Linked DNA regions of Mus musculus: region 1 is linked to region 2. A link is a loop called in an ENCODE intact Hi-C map of the cell type or tissue named here. Cell type or tissue: left cerebral cortex. All regions are shown on one strand. Region 1 holds the start of Ipcef1 (interaction protein for cytohesin exchange factors 1). Region 2 overlaps Ipcef1 (interaction protein for cytohesin exchange factors 1).

Evidence for each region. Hi-C counts contacts between places; a loop is a spot of excess contacts. Peaks named below come from ENCODE experiments on the same cell type or tissue, not always from the same donor. Only the 100,000 strongest peaks of a DNase experiment are listed, where the experiment ranks them.
Region 1: a loop joins it to region 2, with 6 times the contacts of the local background. A loop is called at or near these places in 4 of 42 quality-filtered maps.

What each region holds. Positions count from the first base shown.
Region 1 is chr10:6,975,359-6,983,358 of GRCm38, reverse strand. Ipcef1 (interaction protein for cytohesin exchange factors 1) reads left to right here and starts at 2,894. Exons shown (of 9, transcript NM_001170800.1): 1 at 2,894-3,112; 2 at 3,676-3,845. The coding sequence starts at 3,687. It also overlaps a transcript of Oprm1 not described here. In left cerebral cortex, a CTCF peak has its summit at 5,326 (motif pointing right); DNase peaks (open chromatin) are centred at 4,514, 5,324, 5,958, 6,972 and 5 more places; H3K4me3 peaks cover 3,240 bases; H3K27ac peaks cover 2,703 bases.
Region 2 is chr10:6,910,175-6,918,174 of GRCm38, reverse strand. The region is part of intron 7 of Ipcef1 (interaction protein for cytohesin exchange factors 1); the gene reads left to right. It also overlaps a transcript of Oprm1 not described here. Among named protein-coding and RNA genes, the nearest start is that of Ipcef1, 66 kb to the left of the region's middle. In left cerebral cortex, no CTCF peak of the experiment used is centred here; DNase peaks (open chromatin) are centred at 1,427, 3,015, 5,721 and 7,552; H3K27ac peaks cover 4,887 bases.

The DNA of each region.
Region 1 (8,000 bases), 65 kb before region 2:
ACTATGCATATATTTTCCTAGAGAATTGACCCCCAAGTTTTAGATCTATTTTAGAGAAAACTTATTTATTTATTAGAATAAGATGTCAGTTTTCTCTATGTCATTCAAACAGGAAGAAAATAGGTTGGGAGAAATAGCTCATTAAACTTTAAATATCTGTGAAGGTTGAAATGGTCTCATAAATTGCTCAATCGCCTGTCAGTGTTTTCAACCTACCCAGTGAGAAAGCCACATGAAGGTCTTGAAACTGACTAGTTCATGGGTTCCACTTCCTGTTGTGAGGAGGAAAATGTGTCTTAAGACTCTGTAAAGCTCTCAAAGGTTGTTTTCATTACTTCTTGTAGAACAGTTGGGGGTTTCATAGTCACATCTATCAAGTGAAACTGAAACCCTCACTAGTTTGTTATTTCAGTTAGCAGCTTTGCCGTGAGGAAGGGCTGTCAGGGCAGGGTTGGATGGCAAGGAGCTTGCTGGAAGTGATGGAACACTGCTCAGGGGACTGTTGACCTGATGTGGATGTCCAACTCTCAACCCAGACTCAGTGCAAGAATCTAGCTGTAGACCTGGGACTGATAATAGGAGACATGAAGACGCACAGTTTTGACTTGGATTTCTCTGGAAACCACCTTAGGCTTGATGGTGGAGCTGAAGAGCCAGCAGTGTCCCTGGGAGCCATCACACAATGGAGACTCAGGTCCCTGTTCCATGCACCAGGAGCCAAAGAATACAAAACCTCTTCTGTTCTTTCCTTCCAGACTTCAAAGCTGTTCCCCAGGCATTGTGTCCTACTTGGGGGTTCTTTTTAAAAGCTGCTGTTGCTGTTTGAAACAATGTAGTTTCATCTTGTTTACCTGGGCTTCCAGCCTTCTAGGAATCAACTTGGCCATCTCTGCTTTTTCCCACAACCCTGGTTCTTAGTTACTTTGCTTGCCTTTTAGGATCCCAGAGTCCCCAAGTCTTACCTACAAGGAAGTTCATTTATTACCTGTGTCATCAGCCCCAGCACTCAATTTGGACAATATTGTGTGACCAGTAGGTACTAATTGGGTTTCTTGATCTCAGGATAGTGGTGTAAAAATAAAAAAAAAATAAATAAAAAATAAAAAATTAGCCCAGAGACTAAGGAATAGTAGAGAATCGTAGACCAAGAAGTTGGTAGTGTGGGAAATATTCGGGGAAGGAAAGATAGATGGAGCTCCTTAACAGGACAGTGTGTTTAGACTTGATTAGCAGGCCATGACTGACACATGTTGAATCTGTTTAAAAATTGCCCTCAAAGAGATCAATCAATGATCCAAGGGAAGAAAGGATGTTTCTAAAACAAAACAAAACAAAGCCAACTCAGGGTTTCCCTGGTCTTGTATCCATGAAGAAAAACAATTTAACCTCAACTCCAACCTCCCTGCTGAGGGAAATGGGAGTCATCCTTACTCTAAGATGATGGGTTTTGCTTATTAAGTGTTTGCTTATCTTTGTACACTCCATGATGCATTGATATGTGGTTATTTACAGGAACAGGATTTTTAGTTATCAGAATATTTTCACAAATAAATCTTGGCAGATATGCTTGAGACTTATGGGATTAGAAATCATACATACATACACACATACATACATACATACATGCTTACATACATAATACACACTTACATACATGCATACATACATACACACATACATACTTACATACATACATACATACACACACATACAAACTTACATAAATACATACACACTTAAATACATGCATACATACATACTTACATACATACAAACTTACATACATACATACACACTTACATACATGCATACATACATACACACATACGTACTTACATACATATACACACATACAAACTTACATACATATATACACACATGCATACATACTTACATACATACATACATATTTATGGGCTTAGAGTGACTTTTCCTTGGGTAATATTGAGTGAATTTTCCTTGTTAAATCTTGGCCTGTTGCTTTAAAAAAATTCCTATTTTCAGTATAGGTTCTATTCCCTTGTAAACATATGGCAGAGCCACAGCTGCCATCCATCAGTAGTTAGATATGTGGACTTCTAGCCAGATGCAGCCAGAGAACCATACATTTCATGAAGTTACCTACCAACTTTTAGAACATTTTAATTGAATGCTTAAAAATTAAAAAAAAATCTCTGCTTGTTAACATAAATGAAATCTATTTAAACCTGAAGGATTTTAGCATAGATGCCGTGGAAGAAAAATGAAGTTTTCTAAAGCTAAAATTCTGTCTAATGTTTGTATACATACATGTACACAGACAGACAGACAGACACAGCAGGAGAGGCATTTGCAAGCATATTTTTTCCTTTGGGATTCCCAGTGTTTTTTGGAATCTGATTTCATATGACTTGATGAAAATGTGCTGTGAGAAATGTGTGTATTTTGTATAAATCCTCATGTCTGATTTGAATATTTGAATATTTATCTTCTATAAGACATGTGAGAAATATTCAGAGATAAAGATAGAATGAGATATGTATATTAGGCTGCAAATAAGAAATTCTCAATCGAGGGGCTTTAGAGTCTCTGAAGAGTCCAAGAAGAGATAAATAATTTTTCCTGCATATTAGCAAGACCACGAAGTTAGTGTGATGTGAGCATTTAATAGCTTGAGATGGAAACAATTATTCTCCAGTTTTACTTAAAATAGTTGATATGATTTAGAAACTAAGGGGAGAAAGAAAAGATAATTGTTTCTTGAAATGTATTTCATGATGTTTTCAAACTTCAACAAAGCCTGTGCCATGCTAACCTAAGCAGTAGCAAGAGCTGCTTGTGGGAGGAAACAGGAAGCGGTGCATACATGCCTGTTACTCTTTTTCCCAGGTTCGGCTCAATGTATATCGATTCTAATTAGCACATTTTGTGCCTCAGCTGGTAGCTTCCCTTGAGCTCTGCTTGGAGAGGCTTTTTTTCTTTTTTAGAATCCACCCCGCTCATAAACACTGCCACCCCCTCCCTCCCTCTCTCTTTACAAATGTTACAACACAATCAGAAATTTTCTCTTTTCTTTCCTTCCTGCATTTCCAGCAGGTTCCCTTGCGTCAGAAGCCCAGGAAGAAAACTCAAGGTAATTCGATTCCTTTTGTTCCTTTATTCCTTTCTTGTCCGTTAGTGTGATTTTTTTTCTCTCTCTCTCTCCTGGATGCCTCCTTGGGGTGGGTTGGGGTGGGGGGATCAGATTCTTGACTGTCTGAATCTTAATATCAGGAGATGGGTGCCAGATTAATTTTTTTTTTTTTTTTTTTTGAGAAGCTGGCACTGAGTCCGGGAAGTCACCGTGTTCCTAGGTGGGCTTTAACCCTTCCGTTCCTATTGCATAACTGCCTCTGTTATTGTGGGAAGAACCGGCGTGTCTACCACAATGTGGCTTCCAGCCCCTGAGTCTAACGTTTTCAACTTACTCTCTTTAACTCAGGTTCTTAGACCCATACTTGCATATAAGTGTCTTTGCCCGGGTTTTCTAGGCACGGAATGGAGGTTTAAAAATAGAACAGATACATGATTTTTAAAAAAATATTCACTTTGCATGAATGAAAACGTCTAATCCTCGCCGTGCAAAAAGCTAAACCTTGCCTTTTATTTTGTCACCTGAGTCCGGGTCACACTCACCTGTCCATGCAACTCTTGCAGGGTTTTTCAACATGAGTCGGAGAAGGATATCCTGTAAAGATCTGGGCCACGCTGACTGCCAGGGTTGGCTGTACAAGAAAAAGGAAAAGGGAACTTTTCTAAGCAACAAATGGAAAAAGTTCTGGGTGGTGCTGAAGGGCTCATCGCTGTATTGGTATAGCAATCAAATGGTGAGTGACCTCCTCCTGCCCTAGCCCCTTTACCAAAGCGTGGCTTCCAGAGTGCTGGCCGGAGGATGCCCATGCGGAAGGGATTCTCTGCGAGTTGGAACAGAGCAAGCTAGCAGATTTGTTAGGGGACTCATTTCTGCCCCAGGAACCATGTAGGTTAATGAGCTGTGCTGTTCGGGAGAAGCCATCTGGCTTCATTATTCTGATTGGAGAGGAAGAAAAGGGGCCCTAAATATATCCTTGCTTAAGGAAAGAGCCCTCGGGTTCCCCTGATTTTATTATTTTGTGAGATCCTAATAGTTTCAGGATCTGTCTGGATATCATTTGTGTGTGTGTGTGTGTGTGTGTGTGTGTGTGTGTGTGTGTGTGTGTGTGTGTGTGTGGTGGTGGTGGGGGAGGTTGCATTGCTAAGGTCTATTAAAAAGGGACTCAGCTTTGCCCTCTATTGAGGATATTAATCCATCAGTTCAGGGAGTGATCTCCATCCTTTATCCACTACCTTCTCTTCTCCTGAGATGGGTTGGTTTGGGATGGCTAACCTGTATGCCAGCCTTGTGGAGGGACTGGTGACATTGTTCCATGGTGACATTGGTGTCCAAGCATTGTAGAGGGCAACATTCACTGAGATAGTTGCTGAATTTATCCTTTGATGGGCACACGCTACTGGGGTGAGCTTCATGGTTTGGCTGTAGAAAAAGAGCTGGAAATGAAGTTATTGTATTGTCCTTTGCCTCTAGAGACATTCTGAGAGGAATGTTAGTGTTGTGGAAGAGCTTTGCTGGTGGATCTGTCACTGACTCTGGTGAATGGGAATCCATTGCAGATCTTGAGAGAACTGGGGTCCCTTTGTTGTAGAAGAAATACCCATAGAGACGCTCTGTTAAACCATTTAAGGGACCAGTGCTAAATGAAGCCAACCCAGGACTGGGTAGATTTCCAAACAAATACAACTTCCTTCTTAAGTGAAATTAAGGTTAACATAAATATTTTATGTTTTCTATTATTTTATTTTTAATTTTTGAATTATTTATTTATTTATTTATTTATTTATTATTGATTGATTGTATGTGTGTGTGTGTGTGTGTGTGTGTGTGTGTGTGTGTTTGGGTATATGTGTGTCATCACTCATGTGTGGAAGTCACAGGACAACTTACAATAAGGAATTGTTTCTATAGCATAGGTCCCTGGGATTTAACTCAAGTGGTCTACCTTGGCCACAAGCATTTTTATCTACTGAGTCATCTCTCCAGCTTCTATTTCCTATTATTCTAAGCTATGGCATTTTGGGTAGTTATCATGGAGTGACTGTCACCTAGATGCTCCTTAAGACAAGCTGATCTCAGTTACCCTATACATAGCACTGGGGGATTTCTTGAGTCTGTGGGATAGTTGGGTATTGGAACTGCTGCATCTATGGGACATAACAGGGCTCAGAGATAAACAGGCCATTTAGCATATCTCTCCCATCTTTCCGCCAGATGGCACCATCCCTGTCTTAGTAGAATGTGAAAACGTCCTCTCTGGACCCACACAATTACCACTTGGCTCATTTGGCTTCTTCAGCTTCTGTTTCTCTTAGGAGAGTAGAGCAGGTTACTTTTAGGTTTCAGACATCCCTAATCTTAGACATCAGGAATCTCACTCTTCTGTATGGAGCAGCCATGTTGGCTTAGACTAGGGAGGGGGAAGAAGATGGAGTCTTAGATGCCTGTGGGTTCCCCATCCCTGTGTGTTTTCATTAGATGCAGAAAGTAAGCTTTGGGATACTGGTCATGTACTTTAGTGTCATTAAATTAGTAGCATTAGCCTGAGAATCAGCTTGCTGTTAATTGCCCAGGGAGATAGAGGATTATAAATGGTGTACAGAAGAAAGAGTTTTCTGTGGAGGACTTCTCATGTTGTTTTGCTTTCTCTCTTTGCTGCAGTCATTCCTGACATCTCAATTGTGTATTTGTTATGGGTAGACCTCAATTAAGATTTAATTAGCAGTCTGTTCCTTATTCTTCTTAGAGGACTTTGTGACTCTATTCTTTGTGACTTTGTATATAGTATGATGATCTATCCCAGGGAACATCTCCCATATGCCAAGGGATGGATGTTCTAGGTATTTTAAATGCAGGCTCTTATCTATTCTTCAAAACAATCTTTAGCTGGGTATGTTGGCACAGGATTATAGTCTTAGCTACTCAGGAGGCTGAGGCAGCAGGATTGCAAGTACAAAGGCCTGCCTGGTCTACAGAGTGAGTTCAAAGATAGTCTTGTCAATTTAGTAAATCACTGTCTCAAAATGAAAAAGAAATATAAAAGTCTGAGGATATACATCGGTGGTAGAGTGCTTGCCTAGCATGCATGAGGTCCAGGGCACAATCTCTGGAGGGAGACAGAGATGGAGACAGACAGACAGACAGACAGACAGACAGAGATAGATAGAGATAGGTAGAGAAGAAACAGACAGAGATTAAAAACAGAGAGAGACAAAAACAGAGATAGACAGATATAGGGATAGAGTTAGGCAGAGACATAGACAGAGACAAAGACACAGAGAAAGATTAGATAGAGACAGAGATAGACAGAGAGAGATAAGAGATAGAGATAGACATAAATAGATAATAAGAGGCATAGACAGAGAGACAGGGACAGAGAGACAGAGGGAGATAGAGACAGACAGGGATATAGACAGAAAGTCTCAGACCTCAGAGGCATACTTTAAAAGATTAAGACCTAGTATAAACTGCTGAAGTCATACATGAAAGGAGTGAATAAAACCTGCTTCCTGTCTTGGCCCCTTTGGTCCCTGATTATGATATGCCACACTAAATTTTTCTGGGGACCAGGATAAGTGATATCATATGATCTCATTTCCGAAGGGGGACCAAGAGATCACCTGCACAAGTGGCAGTTCTGCTGTGAGTGTACAAACTACCCGGTCAGATCCCTTTGCTCATCCCTGTTGCTGTCATTATTTCCCAGGGACTTTGTCACCCTCCCCACCCTGCCTTTCTGTTGTTGGTACCCAGCAATCAGTGAGGGTCTTACCTCTTTCTGCTCACATTGCTTCTCCCAACACCACTACCCAGACTTTTTTAGAAAAGGCCATTACTCATTTCTCACATAGCATTTTGTTGGCTTGGAATGCGTCAGAGCACATGTAACTGCATGCCACTTCTTATGGCACAGTGAATAAGTTTAATAGCCACAAAAAATCTCAGCTAGTGAAAAACCTGGAATTAAACTCTATACTCTCACTTTTCCCAAGCCCTTAGTATAAAGTTCAAACCCACTTTTGGGTATCATCTTAATGGGTACCTTTTTCTTCCTTCTCCAAACTCCATATCCTAACCCAAGGCTAGCTATGGAACCTTTGATTTCTACTGATGTGTTCTGGTTCTATGTACACCTTTGTCTTTATAGATTCCCTGCTCAGAAAGGCTCTGCTCCTGGGAGCCTTTCCTCCTGCCCAGTTCCAGCAAGCCTTCCTTCTTCATAAGAACCACACTTTAATTTGATTCCATGTCTTCTATGTAGACTTACCATAGACCTAAACTTAGCTATTCTGTCTTCTTACATTTATATTATTTTATAATATTTTGATTGTATCCAATTCCTGTCGTTCATAATTGATCATTATAGCTACATAGCAAGACCATGGATTTGTGTCTTTAGTACTTTTGTGTCTGGCATTAAATAAGTACTTGATTGAGATCTGTTGATTTCTCAAGTAAACAGGAATGAGGAGTCACTGACACTTACTAAAAGATTCTGAGAGGTGAGATCTCGTTCAAGTATTTTTCTTGGCAGGAATGGCATTTCCATTTCTACTCTTAAAAATATGATTCAATTGAGGGCTTGCTAGAAAGGACCCCCACGGAGCAATGGGTCTCACACGATTCTTCCCATCCTTGTTTAATATTTCTTTGGATCTTTTGGGAGTAGACAATTGGGGCAGGGTAAGCATCTGCGTATGAGGTCTAATGTGAACAAAGGTGAGATAGTGTATATAAGCTGCACCAAGCTCTTACTGTAGACATTACCTCTAATTTCCATAACAACCACTTATCATCAATTTTACTACTACCAAGTGAGTTTACAGAAAGCTAAGAGCTAAAGGAACTGGCTCAGAGCTTCCTAGGAAGTAACTGGCAGAGCTGGCTTCAA
Region 2 (8,000 bases):
GCATCACCACTGAGGGAGAGCGCTAGGATGAGGGTGGTTCTATGAGGAAGGGAAGCAGTGGTCTCTCATGGGCCACAGATACACAAGGGGGTGTTCTATAAACAAAGTCTTGGGTTAGGTTAGTAGTAACTCCTTTGCAATTAAGGTCAGGGGTAAAACCTAATGCCAGGTATAAACATGAATTAAGAGACTTCTTTCTCTGAAGCTATATGAGCTGTTCAAAGCAGAGGAGCTGGCGTGTGCTGTGCGCGCCTCTCATTGGATGTGCCTATCATCTGGAGAGGGCCATTTTCACTGAATACAGCGTGTGCAGTACATATTGATTGGTTTTTGTTGTTGTTGTTCTGGCAAAGACACAGAAATTTTCAAGTGTAGATTTTAAGTGGTCTTTAGCTTTGTGCTTACAAGATGAAAATATGGTCTTGCACTCGTCACAGAGTATTTGGGCAGCACAGATTAGTACTGAAGGTTTTTGTTTGTTTGTTTTTAAAGGATACAGAGTTAGGAAGGCAGGGATGAGGACATGCATCTGGGAGGAGTTCTGGTGGAGGAGGTGGAATATGATTCAAAGACTTTGAACAAAACTCTCATAAAAATAAATGAATGAATGAAAATAAATGTAGAAAAGAAAAAAGAAACACACAGACGTTAAAATGGGGAAAGTGGAGCAATTGTTTCCCATGTAAGAACTGACTGTAATCATTTGATTAGAAGGAGAAATACAAGAGGGGTTGAAGGGATGGCTCAGTGGGTAAGTAAAGTTTGTGATGTACAAGCCTAACATCCTAAATTTAAACCTGGACAATCCTAAAGGTAATAAAAAAAATAAACTTTTAAAAGTTGTTCTTTGACCTCTGCAAGTATACTGTAGCACATGTGTGTCCCCAGAAACCTCACAGTACAATAAAAATAATAATAGAACAACAATAATAATAATTCTAAAAAGATGTGGAAATAACTCTCTCCTCTCTGTGACAATCATGTCTTCCAAGGCACTAGAGATAGTAAAATTCCATTTACATTCTTTCCCAAGAGGTAAGCCTGCAGACTGAGTTTCCCTCAAGGATTAATAAGCAGAGTTATGGGAGGAAGGATGCATTTCTCGTCCCTGTCTAAGTGCTACCCTGGGAATTCATGGGCTGAGGAATCTAGGAGACAGCGGCTCTTTTAATCTAAGAATAAAGAGACCCCGTAGTAATCAGTTTTGAATTACACAGAGAATGACCAAGAAAATCTAGGTGCTTTTTCAAACAGCTTGTTGGGAAGGTATTTCTTCTGGTAGAGAGGAAAAGAGAATGAAGGTATTTTCCCCATACTGGTTTGTTAGCAGTTGCCATATGTTAGAGAATTCTTGCTGCTGATTTTCTCCTGCTGTTGGGGATTTGGTTTCATTCCCAGAAGAGCTGAACCACATCAAGTCATCTCCATGGAAACGGCAGCCCAAACTTCCCCCGTGTTTGCTGTGACTTGCTGTTGAGTAATCAAATCGGGTGTTGTGAATGCATGTTTGCCTGTTGGAGAAGGAGGTAGCTTTTTTGTGTGACTGCTAAAAATTATGGTCTTAGCTTCTCAATGTGAGGAAGAGTCTCTGATGTTTCAGTGTCTAAAATACTGTGCTGAAGGCTTCAGAGTTTGAAGCTTCAGTGTCATCATGAAAGGAGTTAATTTTTTTAGAAGATTAAACTCTAGTCTCCAGATACATTTTTCTGGGGAAAGAAGCTTTTACCCTGGAAAGGAATCTTAAAGGTTAATAGTCGAGTTCTGAGAAAAGCAGACAGGGTGTATTATAGCCTTTCTTCTAGTTAGACAATGGAAGAAATTTTTTTTTTTTTTTTTTTTTTTTTTTGCAGTTGGTGTGCAATTAAAATTGTGGTTGCAAGAATTTGATTCTTAGTTTAAATATCCTTCTACCCACTTCTCCCTGTAGTGTAAGCTACAGGAAGGAGGAAGAAAGGGAGAGAGCATGCTAATAGCTTCCTCCTGCCTTTGTATACTGAAGCTTTCAGATTAACACAACTCTGGGCTTCTCCACCAAGCCTTGCAACCCAGCATAGCTGCAAAAGAAGTGGTGGGGTTAATTAAGTGCTCATCTCCTATCTTTGGAGAGTGGGTTTCTGAGCGTTGTGAAATACAGGATTCACAAGTAGATTAAAACTAAACTAAACTAAATTGAAGGCTGACTTCAATTAAATTTAGCATTGCTGTTATTATGATGAGGGTCCTAACACATACTTTAAGCTAACACACAAGTCTAAAATCTAAAGGTGACTGCCCCCAAACATTGTCACATCCACTGAGGCAAGTGGGAGGAATGAGACACAGTTAACAAAGGAAAAGAAGGTAAAAAAAGAAGAAAAAAGTGTGTACTAAAGGAGATATCCAAGGCTTTATAAAAGTGGGGACACAGAGTAGAAACCGTCGCACCTAAGGAAGACTGCATGGGGTAGGGCATGGGAATGGGAGGGAGAGGGAAACTGGGACAATGTTGAATGGTGGACTAGGCATAATTAGTTTCAACAGATAGTTCATGGCCATTTGTCACTGAGGTGATGACATAGAGGCGATGACCTGTGATTCCAAAGAGTTCTTTTAGTCGTAGTTCATAGGCTATACTAGAATAAAGGTAGGCAGGAAGTAAGAGGGTAAAAGTACAATTGGGAACAAGGGAGAGAGGAGGGATTCTATGCCTCATTCATCTCAGCCATTGCACACTTAGGATTAAATTTAGTCTGTAGAGTACTTCCCAGTTCTACCAGTTTGTATGATAATGAGAAATGATCTTAACATGGGGATAAATATTTACTAATAGGAGCATCTTGTCTGTGTGACAGTTGGTTGTCCTGGCTTGGATCTCAGGCTGGATGATTGACTCACTATGTCTTTCATTGCTCCCACTTAAGTGACAAAGATCTTCTAAATTTACTGTAAAATAAACTGATAGGCTGTCTACAAATCCATCCCATGTAACTAGGTCATTTGTGGTAGTCAGAATTTTATCACCTTTTTTTATTCCATCTTGGTTCTATACTTAGTTGCTGAGACTAGGAAGTAGATGCGGGAAGCAGTGGAAACTCACTGGAACAAGGAAGGTGAAGCTGGTGACAAGTGAAATCTAGATTGTAGAAGCAGGAAAATGAGTGACAGCTAGATAGAAGTAGAAGCGGATAGAGTTAGGGGTCACTCTTAAGGGTGGAAGATTCAATGTGTTCGGAGGAAACTGTGTGTGGAGTAGGTACAGGAGAATGCCTGCATTGAGAAGGGAGTTTCAAGGGGGAAAGGTTTTGGGTAAACACATTTCAAATTGAGACAGTGCATTGAAGGAAGTCTGCTTTGGGGATAGCTATTCCAGGTGCACCACTGCTCATGGCTGTGACTCCTTCTCCGATTAGAAGACCAAATGTATTCCTCAGAGAAGAGAAGGCTCAGATGTGCCTCATGTTGGAAATTCCTCTTAAGGCTCTGTGACCAGGATTCTGGTTTATTAACTATTCTTTTTTTGTTGTTTTGTTTGTTTGTTTGTTTTTCGAGGCAGGGTTTCTCTGTATAGCCCTTGCTGTCCTGGAACTCACTTTGTAGAGCAGGCTGGCCTCGAACTCAGAAATCTGTCTGCCTCTGCCTCCCAAGTGCTGGGATTAAAGGTCTTGACCACTTTCTTTTTCTTTACTTTTAAAAATATTTTTGTTTTATATGCATAGCGTTGAGAAGAGCACACTGGAAGGAAAGTTAGGGGACATTCTGGGGTTTGATGATGGAGTCATTTCTGAATCCACGTGGCTTTGAGCCCAAGTCATCTGCTACACCTCCACCATTGTCAGGCTGTCAATCATGCTGAATTTCTTGCTGGCTCATTGTAAGGCCTAGTGGACACAAATGGCTTTGGGGATGACTAGAGTGGTCTTCATTCATTCTCATTTTTCTTGTAACACCTGTCTAGTTCTTTTCATGTTTCTTTTCACATTTAGATCTTGAATGTTTCTTTCCTAAGGATGATTTGTTATGGCAAAAAATATCATACACATATTACATCACACACACACACACACACACACACACACACACATACATGGTAGCCACCATCTTAGTTTTCCTCTCCATCGTTGTGGAATGTGCTTTCTAGAATTCCTTTGTTTTAAAGCACCGTGAGAAGTCTTCTCTATTGGTGAACAAGTTTTGCCCAGCTTTGGGCAGCTGCATAAGATGCTGGTGGAAACAGACTCTTCAAACTTATAGACTTAGGTTTTAAAACAGTGCTAGACTTACAGAACCTGAGCAGAAAGAACACTATCTGTACCCTCCCCCCTTTCCTACAATCCTCTATTATTTAACCCTTTGCACGAGCATGGGTCACATCTTACAACTGAAAACAAATATTGAGACATTCCTTTTGTGTGCCCTTCACCCCATCTCAAATTCGTGACCTTTTCTCCTTTTATTGTTATTTTTACATTTTGTATATATACACATTTATGTATATATAACATATATATGTATATGTACATACATATACACATGTATATTTATATACAATCTACTGAGTCCCTGGGGGGAAAAATGGATTTTTATTTTATCTTAGCAGTGATTTTCTTCATCTAGGAGTAGGGCCTTATGACATCTATGCTGACATGTCAACTGGTGGTGTCATTTGTGTCTTGTTTAGGCAACCATGTTGTTAAGAATTCATGGGTTCAGCTTCCTCTCATATATAAAAAACAGTGTCTCACAGCAGATATCTTGGATCTCTCCTGCTTACAATCTTTCTGTGTTCTTTTCTGGAATGTTCTCTTAGCCTCAGGTATGAAGGTATATGTCACCTTGTAGATCTATCAACTGGGGCTCTGCATCCCATAGAAACACCAATACACCCTTATGACCTTAAGCCTGTAGTTGATACTTGGGTGCAGTCTTTGCTGTGCAAGGTTCTACCTCCTATGTACCTGATGATATGTAACAGTGATGTATCCCCACACTAGACTCACAGAGGTCCACCATCGCATTTGACATGCCCCATGCTCCTTCTCTGCCTTCTCCTCTCCAAACATCAGAGGATGGGTAATCTTTTGGAGGTTGTTTTAGTGTTTTGAGACAGTGTCTTATATTACAGCGTCAGTTTTTGTGAAACTCATTAGGTGGTCCAGTCTGGCCTCAAACACCTGTCAATTCTCCTGCCTCAGCTTCCCAGAATGCTGGGATTACAGCGATGTGCTACCATTCCTGGCCAATCATTTCATTATCTCATTGGTGTTACTTTTCCCAGTGTCATATGGTTACAGACACAGAGATATAGCCTTTTCAGATGTAGCCTTATTTTCCCCCTCTAGTATAGAAACAAGATTTTTAAATGTCTTCCCATGACTCAATAGGTCTTTAAAAAAAAAAACAATTATTGAACAGTATTTCATTGTATGGATCACATATTATCTATGTGTGACTATGCGTGGCACCAGAGCTGTTTCTAAATCTTTAAAATGAGCACTTTAGTTAACACCCGTGTATCTGTGTGTAATTACACATTGCCAGCTCTTTTGGGTAAACACAAAGGTCTGTCGTTGCTGAGTTGTATACAAAGACTGCATTTAACTTTGTAGACAATGAAAGGCTCTTTCCCAGTCTCACTGTTGTTTTTTACATTCCTACCAGCAGTGAGTTAGAGTCCTGTTGCTTCACGGGCTTAGTGGCATTTGCTGTTGTCATATGTGATGCTTTAGATAGAATTTCCCCCAGAGGCTCTTGTGCTAGAGCGTAGTCTCCAGCTTGTGACAATATTGTGAGATGTGGAACCTTTGAGATGGGGACAGCTAGTAGGAGGAAGTTACTTACTAGGGTTATGAAGCGGTATAGAAAAGGAGCGTTGAAGGAGCTTGCAGTTAGTACCATTTTCATCTTAAATAAGAAACCCCTTCTTACATTGATTTTATGTGTTAGTATGTGTACTTGTTGATCTCTCTCTCTCTCTCTGTCTGTCTGTCTCTCCCTTGTGTGTGTGTGTGCACGCACAGTATACATGTATGCCTGTGCACAAGCAATCTATAACTTTATGCTCGATGATTATGCTTTAAATTTCTTTCAGTTTATAAAATTAATTTTTTTAACCTTTTGCCATTTGCTTTCTTTTTAACATATTGTAATAAAATATTTTGGTTTCCACTCTTTTCTATACAATCCATGAATCTATTTTGTTAACAGATTTCTTTATTTTCTTTTCTTTTTCTGACACAGGATTTCTCTGTGTAGCCTTGGCTATCTTGGAACTCACTTTGTAGACCAGTCTACCCTTGAATTCACAGAGATCTGCCCGCTTCTATCTCCCAAGTGCTGGGCTATTTTGTTAATTTCTACAAATTATATTTGAAATATTATTTTAAGATCTATTTTTATTTATTTTATTTGTAACTATTAGCCACTGGCATGTATAAATGGAATGGAGCTTCCAGTTTCTGTTTTCGTGTGTTACCCTGCTCATTTCTGAGCTTTCACATCCTAACCATGTTACCCGTCTCTGAGCCACATACTCATCTGTGGTCATTAAGTGCATTTAAAAACTCAAGCATATTTGCCAAAACTCTAACTTTTTTCTTTGAATCTCACATATATATCTTATATATTTTGTGTAAATTTATAAATAAAATATGTATAAATAAATATAAATCTTTATATGAATTTTTCTCTATATATCATTTATATATAATACTTATAAGTATATAATATGTATAACCATATAATATATGAAATATGTAATATAATGTATTATGTAATAAGAATATTATAAATATTATGACTATGTTTACATTTTCTTATATTAATTATAGTTACTATATTAATTAATGGATTTATATTTTATTGTATTAATATGTAAATGTATGTTTATGTATTTAAGCCTCTGTCAATGGTGCTTAGATTGATCTCAGGTCCTCATGCTTGTAAAGCAAGCTATTTACTCATTGAGCCATTTGCTTAGCACCTTGATTCTAGTTTCTAATCACTCACACCTTTACTGTGCTCATGTCTCTGTGAATATACACAGATTGTATACATGACTCTCCTGATGCCGAAAGGAGGTGCTCCCCCATTTTAGCCGTCTAGTTCAGACCCAGCCATCCTCCATTTCTAGCCAGTTTGTGAATTTCTTATTCTTTAAGCAGGAAACCTGGGCATCTCAGCAGCCAAAGCTTTGCAGATGAGTAGTGCAAGCAGAGATCAGGGCATTCAGCTGGCTACTGCTCCAGGATCTGCAGATTGCTTGGCTTAAGGGTCTCCATTGAACTTTATGTGGATAGAGCATCAGCATCAACACTTTATTTACAGGACATCCGTATAGGGAATGATAACCTTGCCTTTGAACCCTGTGTTTGTAGCACACAGTGTGTATGGATAGGGTCACGTAGGGAATGATAACCTTCAGTTTATATCCCATGCTTGTCTCCTTGTGCCTTTGGTCACGCTCTGTGGTCTGTCATTATGTTGGCATTCTCTCCTTGACATCAGTGCTGACGAAGCTCCCTCACAGGAATAGGGGAGGATGCTGAGGGGATGTTGGTAGAACTGTTAATGCAGTGCCTGCCTTAGAAGAAAAACTCAGTGTGTGATAGCTGTGGCACTTGCCGTTGCAGAAACTTGGGACTTGTCCCTCAGGGTGACACTCTGCTTACTTGCTTGGGCGGAAGCATTTTTATGCTAAAAGGAGTTGTCCAGTTTTGTTCTTATTTGGGTAATTAAAGTCTACCATCATCTAAGCTGTGCTATCATGCAAGGTTGTCAAGTTAATGTAAAGAATGACTGTAATAGCCTTTTACTCTCCAGGCATTAGGGGCTGTATCAGAATATTCAGTGTGTACAGACCACCGGTTGGTTTGTTTGTTTGCTTGCTTGCCTTGATGGTGACAGGTGTCTTCCGTGGCTTTTTTATGTCCTCAAACACTACAACATTACATGTAAACTTATGGTCCATCTCTTCTCCTTGGTTCTTTCCAAACATGTTACATTTGAAGATGACAGTGGGACAT